Linked DNA regions of Homo sapiens: region 2 is linked to region 1. A link is a contact called in ENCODE Hi-C or POLR2A ChIA-PET data. All regions are on one chromosome and are shown on one strand. The core of a region is the stretch at or near the end of the contact, and the rest is flanking DNA. Distances in the headings are between cores, read along the strand shown.

Region 1 (6,599 bases), core at 2,188-4,687:
AAAATGATAGTATCAGGCTGGGAGCGGTGGCTCTCGTCTGTAATCCCAGCACTTTGGGAGGCTGAGGCGGGCAGATCACTTGAGGTCAGAAGTTCGAGACCAGCCTGGCCAACATGGTGAAATCCCGTCTCTACTCAAAAATACAAAAATTAGCCAGGCATGGTGGTGTGTGCTTGTAGTCCCAGCTACTTGGGAGGCTGAAGCAGGAGAATCACTTGAACCCAGGAGACGAAGGCTGCAGTGAGCCAAGATCATGCCACTGTACTTCAGCCTTGGTGGCAGAGCGAGACTCCATCTCAAAAAAAAAAAAAAAAGGAAAACAAAGACAGTATCAATCTCATTGTGCTGGTGTGAGAATTCAATTCAGTTCTCTAAATAATATGCATAGGCTCCTCCAGGAATGGCTAGAACTAGTGGCTCTGTTTAACAAGGAGGGGGCACAGAGGCAGGGGGCTGGCTACAAAGAGAACATCAGCATGGTGTCATTCATGAGAGCTTTCGGTAATCATGGCAGAAATAAAGAAAAAAACCTTCCATTGCTAGCCTTGTGGGTGCAATCCTCTCTATCCCCAAACCTCTATACATGTTTGTTCTATATAAGGCTATAAGCCTCTTGAGGGCAGGAACTTGATTCATTTAATTCTCTGGATCTTGTAGCGCAAAAACTTAATATCTGTTGGAAGAATGATCACATACGAGAACCTTGTATTTTTCAAAAACATCATCTATCATGCAAACAGCCCAGACACCATGATGGGCTCGTCACAAAGACTCAGGGTGTTTTTATACCTAATCCTCAGAACTTTACCAGGTAGGTTCTTGAGCCCCAGGGGAAACTGAGGCTCAGAGATGCTGAGTCCCTTGCCTGGAGCAACCCAGCTGGGTGGTGGCAGACGGGAATCCCCATTGTGCACCCTCCAGAGCTGTTGTTTGCTCTCCCCTTTTTTGTGCCACCTGCCTTCCCTGAAACTAGGTGATAATGAATTCATTTCTCCCTTTTTGTTATTTATCAAAGCCATATGTAGCTGTCAATCAGAGTGGCTGTTCAGCAGGAGAGAAGGAGGGCTCTAACCCTGCGTCCTGTCACTAGGGCCCAAAGCAAAGGGTTGTCGACAACCTGGCAGACCTGGAAGCTCCGCTGGTGGTTAAGTGGAGGCAGCCAGTGGGCACTGTGGAGCTGCCTCTGAGCCAGCCGCAATGACCACTGCCAGGGCCCTATGAGGGGCCCAGGAGAGGGTGTATGCTGAGCTGGGGATGGCGGTGACAGTCATTTAGTAACGACTTGCTCTGTGCCAAGCACTGGGCTAAGCGCCATACAACAACCCTGTAACGTGGGTCCCCCTGTCCCCGCTGTTCCAGCGTGAGGAACAGAAGCTCAGAAGGGCTCCACAGCCCACAGCTGTATTCAAACCCAGGGCTGCAGACTCCAGAGGCCCTGCTGACTGCGTCCAGGAAGGGCTCCTGGGAGAGGTGTGTCCCCTGGAGGTGGAGGTGTGGAGAAGAGGGCGGGAGGCTTCCAGAGCTTGTGCAGGGAAGAGCTGGCCAGAAGGAAAGGAAAGCCTGCCTCTCTGACGTAAGGTGTCCTGAGATGAAGTGGCTGGGGATGACAGTGGGGACAGGGCCTGCAAGGCTGTGCTAGGCGGGAGACAGGGATCTAGGGCATCGTCCTCAGATTCCACGGCAGGTTCAGAATTACACGGCTGCCTACCTTTCCAGCAGGTCTCAACTTACAAAACCCTCCAGAGCCCCCGCTAGGCTGTTGTCAGCCCAGGGGTGGGCACTCCCGAGGCTCTCCAGGGCCATTCTCTTTGCCTCTCTGACAGGAGGGTTCCAGAGCCAGCCCTGGAGGAGCAAAGAGAGGGAGGGAGCAGCTGGGGGATCAGAGATGCTGGACGTAGCCTGAGGCCGCACGGAGACGGGGATGGAGAGTCCTGGCTGCGAGGGCCAGGGAGACGCAGAGCCTCCTTGTGCCTGGCACTGGCCCAGAACTCTAAGTGTGTCATGTCCTCGGAGCCCCACCCTGAGACACCGGGACCACTCTCCTCATCATACAAGGTTTCAGCCTCACTGAGAACCTCTCCGTAACCCCGAGCAAGTCACCGCCACATCTTTCTGGGTCTTGGTTCCCTCTTCTGTCAAATGGGGAGAGGGGTTGGAGTCAACCCTTCAGGTCTCTCTCAGGAGGAACCTGAATGACTCTAGGTGTGAGACCAGTGATGGCTGACAGTCTGTCTATCTTCCCCCATCCCCTCTCTTCCCCCTCGATCTCCAGCCTCAGGAAGTACCTGCTGAATCAACACGGAGGGGTGGACCAGAAGGCCCTGGAAGGCAGTTCCAATATCCAGAAGGGCTCAGGACCCCTCAGACATACGCAGGTCAGGGCTGAAGGACCTTTGGGGGTCATGAGGGATAGCCTGCCCCTTTTACAGGTGGGTAGACTGAGGCCCAGGGAGGACAAGCAGACTAGGATGGAAGCCCAGGTTCCTCGCTCCTGGCCCCCAAGGAAAGGCTGGCTCCCATTCTCCTGCTGACCTCATGGTCTCCTGCCTCCTGCTCTAGTGACTGGCTTCCCAGGAGGGCAGGCTCCCCTCCTCTCTGCCCTCTGCTCTCCCCAGAGCCCTGGCTCTGATGCCCTGGCTTTGATCCTAGGACCCTGCTTGGACCCAGGAGGCTGCAGCCCCACTCGGACAGCGGAAGCAGAACGGGGGTTTGTCTTCCACGAGAGCCCGTCTGTTGGCGGCGGGGTTGGGCTCGGTTGGCACAGTGAAGCGTTGTTTCCTTGAATACACAATCTGCAGCTTTCCACCCTCACCCGGGCCCTGGCAGGCAGCACTTGCTTCCCTAGAGGTCCAGCTTCCTGGCCCCTGCCTGCCCCATCAGCCCTCCTAGAACCCTGGCAAGAAGTGCAGGTGCCAAGGGGTAGCTTGGAGGGGTCCAGCTCCCCTCAGTCGCCCTCAGAGTACCTCTCATCAAACTAGACCAGAAACAGCCTATGTAAAAAAAAGTGAGTTTGCTGCGCAAATGAAGCTTCCAGACTGTTCCCTCAGCTGCATGCCACTTCCAACCACACTGCAGCCTCCCAAGTCCCGCTCATTTGAAGTGTCTGGGTTCTCCCAGAACAGCTCCATCTTTGTTTTGGTGGCCAGTGGCAGGGAAGCTGTGGAAGCCCAGGAGAAGGCAGGCTCTGGGGGAAAGGAGAGACGGGGGCTGGGGTTGGGGACATGAATGGACAATCCGCCACGAACACGGAAGCGGGTGTTGGAGAAGGTTTTCCAACATGAAAGTAGATGTCTGTGATGGGAAACCCGGAAGGGGAAGAGCCCGGGATTTGGAGTCACAGACCTGGGTTTCAGTCCTGGCTCTATCATTTTCTAGCTGTGTGGTCTTGGCGAGTTATTTAACACCCTTTGTCTGCACAAAGGTGACGAAGAGCTCTGTGTCACAGGGCTGTTTGAGGGACCTGGTGAGCGCCTCAGCACTATCAGCACAGGGATCTCCGTGGTGTCTGAATCAGCTCTGCACTGCCCGATGGGGGCAGTGACAGACAGTGATCCATACCCACCCCTGCGTCTGCCCACCCAGGAGCATTCACGTTACTCTTCCAGGAATCCTGGAAATCCTGCTCTCCCAATCTCGCCAGTCTTCTGCTGGGAAGAAACTTTAGAAGAACTCCAACCAAACACCGTGGAGCCAAGGACGTGGGCGCCCTGGGACTTTCTTGAAGAGGTTCTGGGCCCTGGGACTTTCTCAAAGAGGTTCAGAGGGGCCGGGGGTCAAGGACTTGATTTTCCCCCAGAAGGACCTTGGGAAAGTATGGGACTCCTCAGCCACCCGCAACTGGGAACCAGAAATCCTTCCCCCTGCCTTGGGGCCAAATGCAGAAGCTGCTGCAAGCTGTGGTGAGTAGGGTCAGAGCCTTTCTCAAACAGTGCAGTTGCAAAACGCCCCTTCCTGGGCTTCCGGCTTGATGTTGGGGCACTGACAGCTGCATGTGGCTGAGGCTGACACCCCTGGTCTGCCCCCACCTCCTGCCCAGCCAAGCGGGAGCCGGCCTTGCCGCATCCCTCCCTCAGCCCTGGGCTGCCTGTGCCAGGTGGGGCTAGACCTCCTGGCTCACCCCCAAGACTCAGCCTCAGGCCAGTTCTATCCCCTTCCAGAACCACTCCAGACCAGCACCCAGATCGTGGAACGAGGCTGTTCCCTCTCCAGGAGCCAGGGGCAGGGGGACAGGGAACAGGAGGTGGGGAAAGCTACCAAAGGGAGGGGCACTGGCACCTTCCCCATCCCCTGGGCACACACATGGCTGGGAGAGAGTGGCTGTGCATCTTAGACCCAACAGAGTGGGACCCAGGGATGGGCCGGAGGGAGCTGGGCCCTCTCTCCCTAGCCCCTCCACAGAGACATTAAGATTGTTTTTGTGGGGGGACAGGGGGATGAGCCCACACGCCTGGGGGTGCCCATCCACCCTGGTGAGGGCACACAGTGTGGATCTGATGGAATAAAGGGTAGGGGTGGGGGTAACAGGGCAAGTCACATAGGAAGGGGCCCCTTTTGACCAGGGTGGGTGTGGGACATGGGGGGTCCCTGTGGGGAGGGAAGGGGATATACGGAGTGGGGAGGAGAGATGGGGGGCCTTGCGACAGAAGCAGGGGAGCGGTGACTGCAAGCTGCTGGGTGCACGGGGGTGGGGCGGGCAGGAGCGGGAGGGAGGCCTTCCAAACCCGGAGGGGACTCGGCCCACAGGGACGACTGGAGTGAGGTTTACACCAGAGGGGCAACAGGGGCCGAGGGGTCCCTTCCTAAGGAGACCACTTGTGAGTGAAGGATTTGGGTCCTGGCTAATGAGTGGGTGGGGATGGAAAGGGCAAGTCTTTGCCCCCAGTTTGCTGGTAGACGCTAAGTAACTGGAGAGGAAGTTGGGGGGATCCCTGCCCAGAACCCACCTTGAGGGAGACCTGAGATCGCAGAGGAAACGAAAAGACCTTAAGGGAGGGAATGTGGTTGGCATGTGGTGTCGAGGGGCACTGGGGTGGGTATCTTTGGCCAGCGTGTGTTGGGGTGGGGGTGGGGAACGCGAGTAGCTGGGATCGGGGAAGGAAGGCCGCTGGGTCCTCAGCCTCGGTGTGTGCGGTGTGGGGTGGTGGAGAAGCCCCACTAACAGCGCGGAGGGCCCGGGACCCACACGTGTGGTGGTGGGGGTGGGGCTCGCGGGGCCTGGCGATTATCTGGAAGGAAGCCTGGGGTCCCCCACTCTGTGGACGCGTCTATGGTGTACCGGAGGCAGCACAAATACGAGTCTCCGCCGCGTGCCAGGGGCCGGGGGTCCCCCAGACTAACGTGCGCGGTGAGATGCCGGGTCTCGATCTGGAAGGGGCCGCCGGGTCCCCAACCCCGGTGCGTCTGGGTTCGGGGAAGCTTGGCTGACGGCAGGCTCCCGGGGCGGAGCGGGATCCGGGGATCGGGGGGTTCGGGGCCCGAGACCGGGTCGCGGGGCGGGCGGGGGGCCGGGTCGCGCGGGCACTTACTGCTTGAACATCTTCTCCATGTCCTTGATCTGCTTCCTGGAGAACTCCTTGAACTCGGTGTAGGGGTTGAAGACGCGGCGGCTGGGCGACTGGGGCTCGCCGATGCCCTGGTTGAGGTCTGCGCGCCGCAGCAGCTTGGCGCTCAGCTCGCAGTCCGCGCTGCCCAGCGCCTCGGCCGCCTCGTCGGGTGCCCCCGCCGCCGCCGCCGCTGCCCCGTTCAGCCCGGGCTGCTCCGGGGTCTCGCCGCCGCCCTCGCCCTCCATCTGCAGCCGCCGGCTCAGCTTGGTGGCCAGCTCGTCCGTGGCCATGGTGGCCCGCGCGGCACTCGCCTTGGCCGGGCCCCTGCTCTCAGCGCAGCGCCGCCGGCCGCGCTCTTCCTCTTCCTGACACTCCCCGGGCCAGGCACCGCCCCCGAAGGTGGGACTTGGGCCCTGGCGGGGACCGCGCGCCCCGCCCCCGCCCCCGGGCCCGCGCGGCGTGCGCGTGATCGCTCCCGGCCGCCGGGGGTCGAGTGTACTCTGCGCGCCCCGCCCGCCGTCGTCTGCCCCCCGCGAGGCTGGGGAGCGCGGCCGAAAGCCATGCCCCTCTTCGTGCCCACTGTAGCAGCTGAGCGGGAGGGGTCCTGCTGGGGGCCGGGGCCGGGCGGGAAAGAAGAGGGCTCCTCCCCCGCGGCTTGGGTGAGGAGCGGGGCTTGCCGGGGGGCGGGGAAGCGAGGGGGGGCGCCGCCCCACCCCCTTCTCCGGAATCCCCACGCCGTGAAGTCATAATCCTGTGTCTGTGACACCCTGTCGGTTGCTATGGAAACGACTCGCTGTTAAACACTGGCGTTCTCAATGAGGGTTGCAGGGGTTCCGAGGCGGACCTGGGGAGCAGAAACCCCTGTTTAGGGTGAACCGTGGCGGGCGCCGATGGCCTCTTGGAAGAGGACAGACTAGCAGCTGCGAGGGAGATGGGACTGGGTTTCACCCCTGAAAGGGCCCCTGGAGACAGCGGGTGAGGGACAGGGGAAGGGGCTGGTGGTCCTCTCTCCCGAGGCCCCGCACCATCACACGGATGACTTGGCACAATAGCTGC
Region 2 (6,599 bases), core at 1,367-3,866, 560 kb before region 1:
GTTGACCAGGCTGGTCTCGAACTCCTGACCTCAGGCTATCTGCCCACTTCGGCCTCCCAAAGTGCTGGGATTACAGGCGTGAGCCACCGCGCCCGGCCCGACAGTTCTTAAAAGAAGATACACAAATGGCCAACAAACGTGAAAAAATGCTCAATATCACTAATCATCAGGCAAATGCAAATCAAAACCATAATGCCATACCTACTCCTGCATGAATGGCCACAATCAAAAATGAAAAAATGATAGATGTTGACATGGTTGTGGTGAAAAGGGAACACTTTTGCACTGCTGGTGGGAATGTAAACTAGCACAACCACTATGGAAAACAATATGGATGTTCCTTAAAGAACTAAAAGTAAATCTGCCATTAGATCCAGCAATCCCACTAGCGGGTATCTACAGAGAGGAAAATAAGTCATTATATGAAAAATACACTTCCACACGCATGTTTGTAGCAGCACAGTTCACAATTGCAAACATATAGAACCATCTCAAATGCCCATCAATGCACGAGTGGATAAAGAAAATGTGGTATATATATATAACATGGAATACTACTCAGCCATAAAAAGGAATGAAATAATGGCATTTGCAGCAACATGGATGGAGCTAGAGACCATTATTCTAAATGAAGTAACTCAGGAATGGAAAACCAAATATCATATGCTCTCACTTTTAGGTGGGAGCTAAGCTATGAGGACGCAAAGGCATAAGAATGACACAATGGACTTTGGGAACTCAGGGGGAAAGGTGGGAGGGGTGAGGGATAAAAGACTACACTTTGGGTTGGCTGGGCGCAGTGGCTCACGCCTGCAATCCCAGCACTTTGGGAGGCCGAGGCGGGCGGATCACGAGGTCAGGACATCCAGACCATCCTGGCTAACACGGTGAAACCCCGTCTCTACTAAAAATACAAAAAATTAGCCGGGCATGGTGGCGGGCGCCTGTAGTCCCAGCTACTCGGGAGGCTGAGTCAGGAGAATGGCGTGAACCTGGGAGGCGGAACTTGCAGTGAGCCCAGATGGCGCCACTGCACTCCAGCCTGGGCAACAGAGCAAGACTCCATCTCAAAAAAAAAAAAAAAAAAAAAAAAAGACTACACCTTGGGTAGAATGTACACTGTTCAGGTCATGGGTCCCCCAAAATCACAGAAATCATCACTAAAGAACTTATCCATGTAACCAAACACCATGTGTTCCCCAAAAACTACTGAAATAAAAATTAAAAATATAGTTAAAAAGAACGGGTGAAGTTAGCCAGTTGTGGGTGCACATGCCTGTAGTCTCAGCTACTGGGGAGGTTGAAATGGGATGCTTAAGCCTAGGGGTTTCAGTCCAGCCGGGCAACATAGCGAGACCCCATCTAAAAAAAAAAAAAAGAAAGAAAAGAAAGACGGCCGGGCACGGCGGCTCACGCCTGTAATCCCAGCACTTTGGGAGGCTGAGGCAGGTGGATCACGAGGTCAGAAGATCGAGACCATCCTGGCTAACATGGTGAAACCCCGTCTCTACTAAAAATACAAAAAATTAGCCAGGTGTTGTGGCGGGCGCCTGTAGTCCCAGCTACTCTGGAGGCTGAGACAGGAGAATGGCGTGAACCCGGGAGGCGGAGCTTGCAGTGAACCGAGACAGCGCCACTGCACTCCAGCCTGGAAGACAGAGTGAGACTCTGTCTCCAAAAAAAAAAAAAAAACCTAAAGACAAGAAGGGGTGAAGTCAACTGCTGGGCTTTTTTGTTTCTCTAGCCATTGTGAAGACAGGAGTGAGTTGCCAGATTGGCATATGTTGCATCCCACTGAAGGCTAGTGGACATGAATCTCTAGGGAACAGTCTCCCCACTGCATACTTTCTTCAGCTGTGCTTGGCTGTTTGGGAGCTAACAAAGAGAAAAGGTGCATTTGGATTCACACAGCGTTGGTATTCTTACCAAATCCATGTGACAAAAAGGCAAGGGGGCAAAAGAGCTTACAGTAGTGGCAAGAGTGTTGTTAAAATTATAGATTATGGAAAATATGCAGGCCTAGAAGTAAACAAAGGAGAAAGCCCTCAGACTGTGAGAAAGTGGAGAAGTCAGTGGCCTAGAGCTACCAAAAAGGTAGAAGAGGGGCCACGGAGGGGCCATGCAAGTCTGCAGACACTTTTGTTTTCAGACACCTTTATTCACGTCCAAGACAATCAGGGAAGGGGATAATGTTCGGTTTAGAAGGTAGAAAAACACAACTGGGATCTGCAGCTTTGAAGCCACAAGTAGATTCATATCTCCGGTCCACCACTTACAAGATATGTGACCATGGACATTGATTTACACTTTTTGAGTCTGTTTTCCCTTTTTTAAAATTAGGAGAATAATACTATCTTATAATTGGTGTGAGGATTTAAAGAGATAATGCATGTAAAGCGCTTAACACAGTGCCTGGCACACAGTAAGAGCTGAACACATGATGTTACTGTTATATTTGGAAGAGAAACCAAGGCAGGGGTACAATGAGGACAACTCTGAGCGCCGAAGTACTGTAAGGTGGAACTTTTGGATAGCTAGGCGCATGCGTCTGTCTATGGGCGCTCTCCTAGCGAGGACGCTGCGCATGCGCCGGAAGTTGCAGCCGGGAAGCCTGCGAGGTCGGTTCCGCCCGACTCTAACATGGCGGCGCCCTTTGTCTGCTCTGGAGTGCCGTCCCCGGCCTTCTCGCGGCCGTGATGCACCTCCCTCTGCGGTGGGGTCCGGGACATGGCAGGTGAGTGTCAACAATCGCCCGGGGCCGGGGAAGTCCCGGGAGCCGGGGCGGAGGCGGCGGAGGATGGGGCGCGGTGGGACGCCGGTGACGGTTGTGTGGGGGAGGGGAGGGAAGTGGAATGGGACGCCAACCGGGGCTGAGGGGACACCGCTGGGCGGGAGATTGTGGGGTGGCGGGGCGGGGGGCGTCGCCGGGCGTGCTGGCGGGGAGTGGGCGGCCAGGCGACCGCCCGGGCGAGGGGGCGCGTGTCACCTCCCGGGCTGGATGACACCCCAGCTGGTAGCATCTCCGCCCCCGCCGCACGGCTGTCACCGCCCCTTGACCCCGCGCGCTGTCGAGGGTGGGCGTTCTGCGGCCGCGAGGGAGCGCAGTGCCGGGGCAGCTCCTGTCGGCCGGCCGGGGCGGGAGGGAGCGGGGCTGCCCGGGCCTAGGAGGAGCTGACAGAGGAGGCCGACGCTGTCCCTGTATAAAAGCATTTCATTCATTCATTCGTACTGCGGACGGTGGTTCAGCACCTGATAGATGGTGAAGCTAGAGCGAGTGATGCGGGCGGACTCGATCCTCCAGGATCCTCGATCCTGGAGTTAGGAGTGTGAACCGTGGAGCCCAGCAGCGGGGTTTGAATCCCCATTCCCTGCTGTGACCTTAGGCACTTTTGGCTTTTTCTCTCTGCCTGGGTTTATTCATCCTTTAAGCAGAGATGATAATAAAATCAGCCTCCTAAGATTGTAATAAAGGGGAAATGAGGCTCCTAGAACACTTATGGGTACAAAGTAAATGCTGTGTGTTTGTTGCTGTTATTAATTGTATCACCATTGTCACCCAGAGCTCAGAGACCCATGTGGGAGACATACAGGTAAATCAGCAATTCTGATACTGCTGCGAGGGCAGAAAGCCCTCCTTCCTCTGAAGCACGGAGTAGAGACACATCACTCAGCCTAGGGGGAATCCCGGGAGGCTTCTGTCCCCCAGAAAGCTAAGATCTAAGGGAAGCTCAGCGGAGTGAGGCAGGAAAACGGGTATTCCCAGTTAAGGGTGTAGTTTGTGAGAAAACTCATCTTCGTAGAGAGAGGAGAGAGAGATCAGGCTAAATAAAGAAGCAGACTGGGCCGGGCTCGTTGTCTCACGCTTGTAATCTCAGCACTTTGGGAGGCCCAGGCGGGCAGATCACTTGAGGTCAGGAGTTCGAGACCAGCCTGGCCAATATGGTGAAACCCCCGTCTCTACTAAAAATACAAAAATTAGCCGGTCGTGCTTGCGCGCGCCTGTAGTCCCAGCTGCTCAGGAGGCTGAGGTATGAGAATCGCTCGAACGCAGGAGGCGGAGGTTGCAGTGAGCCGAAACGGCGCCACTGCACTCCAGCCTGGGCGACAGAGCGAGATTCCGTCTCAAAAAAGAAAAAAAAAAAAAGCAGCAGCAAGCTGTGGTCTGGTCTTAGGGGACGTTGTAAACCTAGTTAAGGACTTTAAACTTTAGGTTAATGGGAAGCCATTTAAGAATCAGATCTGTGGCCAGGTGCGGTGGCTTACTCTGTAATTCTAGCACTTTGGGAGGCCAACGTGGGATGATCATTTGAGCCCAGGAGTTTGAGACAAGCCTGGGCAACATGGCAAGACCCCATCTTTATTAAAAGAAAAAAAAAAAAAAAGGAAAAAAAAAATAGCCGGGCATGGTGGAGTACACCTCTGGTGGTCCCAGCTTCTTGGAAGGCTGAGGTGGGAGGATTCTTTTATTTCCAGCCTGAAATAAAAGAATCAGGTTTTTTTTGTTTTTGTTTTTGTTTTTTTTTTTTGAGACTACGTCTTGCTCTGTCACCCAGGCTGGAGTGCAGTGGCAGCATAATCATAGTTCACTGCAGCCTTGATCTGAACTCAAGTGATCCTTCTGCCTCAGCCTCCCAACTAGCTGGGACTACAGGCGTGCACCATAACACCTGGCTAATTTTTTAAATTTTTAGTAGAGATGGGGTCTCACTATGTTGCCCAGACTGGTCTCGAACTCTTGGCCTCAAATGATCCTCCCGCCTCAGCCTCCCAAAGTACTGGGATTATAGGCATGTGCAACCATGCCTGGCCACGAATCAGATTTGTGGATTAGGAAGATCACTCTGGCTAAGTGAAGAATGTATCAAAGGGAGTGGGCCTGTAGGCCAATTAAGAGCCTGCTAGAATAATCCAAGTGAGAAATAAAGGTGTGAGTTAAAGGCAGAGAGTGAGGAGAGATGGTTTTAGCGATAGAATTGACACAATTTGGTGATTAGTTTGATGAGAGTTAGGGGCAGGGAGGAGTCAGGATCACCCCAGTTTTTGACTGATGGGTGTTGGATGCTGCTCCATGTGATAGGGAGCAGTACGGGGAGCAGATCTGGGGGAGGGCAGATATGTTTAGTTTTGAACATGTTGGAGTTGGATGCCTGTAAAACATTCAAGTGCACCTGTTCAGCTAGTAGTTATCACCATCAAAGGTCACTGAAGTCATGGGAGGGGATGAGCTCACCTAGGGTAGGGTATGCAATGAGAAACAAAGTGTCCAGGATATCCCAGAGCAGTGCCAATGCTGCAGTAATGCTTGGATACAAACCTTGTCGTTTTTCCTTCTTAACATTGTGTCCTGTCTCTTATTGAGCTGGAGTTCTTGAGAGCAGGGCCTGAGGCTGAGTCTGTGCATCTTTGTGTCCCAGTGTCAGCATGCTATCTGGCACAGAGCAGGCCATTTATTCAGCACTTCCTTGGGCCAGGCTCTGTGCTAAGCACTCTGTATTTGTCTATGTTTGATGGATGCATGAAAAGGCAGCTCTGAGGGAGCAGGTACCCTTTAGGTTCTCATCAGATTTTCCACTTGTGTGTCATTGATTCAGGTAATGAGCCGGACGAGGGGAGCCAAGCTGGAGTTTACACAGGCAAACTGTCAGAAAAGAGTAGCCTGGGCTGTCTGGAAATCTGAGGTATGTCTGTAATACTCAAGGATGAAACAAATCAGATCAGTTTGTCCTTTTTCTCTAGGTTCAACATGATTCAAATGATTCTTTCCTGATAGCCTTTTCTTCAAAATTATATAGTAATGACAAAATCCCAGTTACAGTTTGGTTGGGAAATTGTTGATCTTACTATTATTGTTTTACCTGCAGAGAGAGGCCAGAGTGGATGATCACTGGGCAATGCTCACGCCTTTAGTTAGGTGAAATCTACAGTGGTGGAAACAGAAGTTTATTCCTTGCTCCTTAACATTCTGGAAGTACACAGTCCAGAGCTGGTAGCACAGCTTGCTGTGTTCTGTGAGATCATCTGGGAGCAGGATTCCTTTGATAATGTGGCTTTTCTTGCTCAAACTTAGGCTTCCATCTCATGGTCCAAGCTGGCTGCTGTAGCTCCTGCCATCATGTATGATCTCCCTAGGGCAAAAAGGGACACAGAGCAGCGAGCACACACTCATTCCTTTTAAAGTTCTAATGTTTAAGGTGGGATTTTTGTGCAACATGGTTCCCAAACATAAGCCAGTTCCTGCATCTGGTGCACAGCTAAAGAACAGATTGTGACTGTTTCAGTGCTGGAGAAAAAGCTGGCTGAGAGAACCTGCTCTGTCCTCAGTCTGTCTGGATTACTCTCTTGGGGGTGTGATCCCAGCCTGAGGGGAGGTCCACTGAGTCCCCAAGGCAGGCTGCTCTGGCTTTGGGTAGGTTTACAGGGCTTGGGCCCAGGGAGGCCAGGCTTGTTTATCCATTCATTGTTTCTGTGCCCAACATGTGTCAGGCATTGTGCTGGGTGCTAGGGATGCTGGCACAAGTAAGACTGAATCCCGGGAGCAGGTGCTCCCAGCCATGTGTATCCTCACAATGCAATGCAGGAAATACCTTGGAGGGCTGGTG

The links. A loop is a pair of places that touch in the nucleus more often than their neighbours do. ChIA-PET counts read pairs that join two places held with the same protein, here RNA polymerase II (POLR2A). Pooled maps may share reads with other maps.
Region 2: a pooled map shows a loop between it and region 1 (3-fold over the local background). The contact joins the promoter of ZBTB17 here to the promoter of EFHD2-AS1 in region 1. A Hi-C loop is called at or near these places in 8 of 37 single-sample maps with no recorded cell type and 9 of 50 pooled maps. POLR2A ChIA-PET finds 5 or more read pairs at or near these places in 1 of 52 experiments (activated CD4-positive, alpha-beta T cell).

The regions. Positions count from the first base shown.
Region 1 is chr1:15,409,206-15,415,804 of GRCh38, reverse strand. It overlaps EFHD2-AS1 (EFHD2 antisense RNA 1), which reads left to right and starts at 3,437. Exons shown (of 4, transcript NR_183705.1): 1 at 3,437-3,899. It overlaps EFHD2 (EF-hand domain family member D2), which reads right to left and starts at 5,917. Exons shown (of 4, transcript NM_024329.6): 1 at 5,526-5,917. The coding sequence starts at 5,833. RefSeq lists silencers at 4,006-4,055, 5,670-6,269 and an enhancer at 5,295-6,157.
Region 2 is chr1:15,972,118-15,978,716 of GRCh38, reverse strand. It overlaps ZBTB17 (zinc finger and BTB domain containing 17), which reads left to right and starts at 2,616. Exons shown (of 16, transcript NM_003443.3): 1 at 2,616-2,734; 2 at 5,592-5,678. RefSeq lists enhancers at 2,252-2,751, 3,643-3,752 and silencers at 2,753-2,852, 2,893-3,222.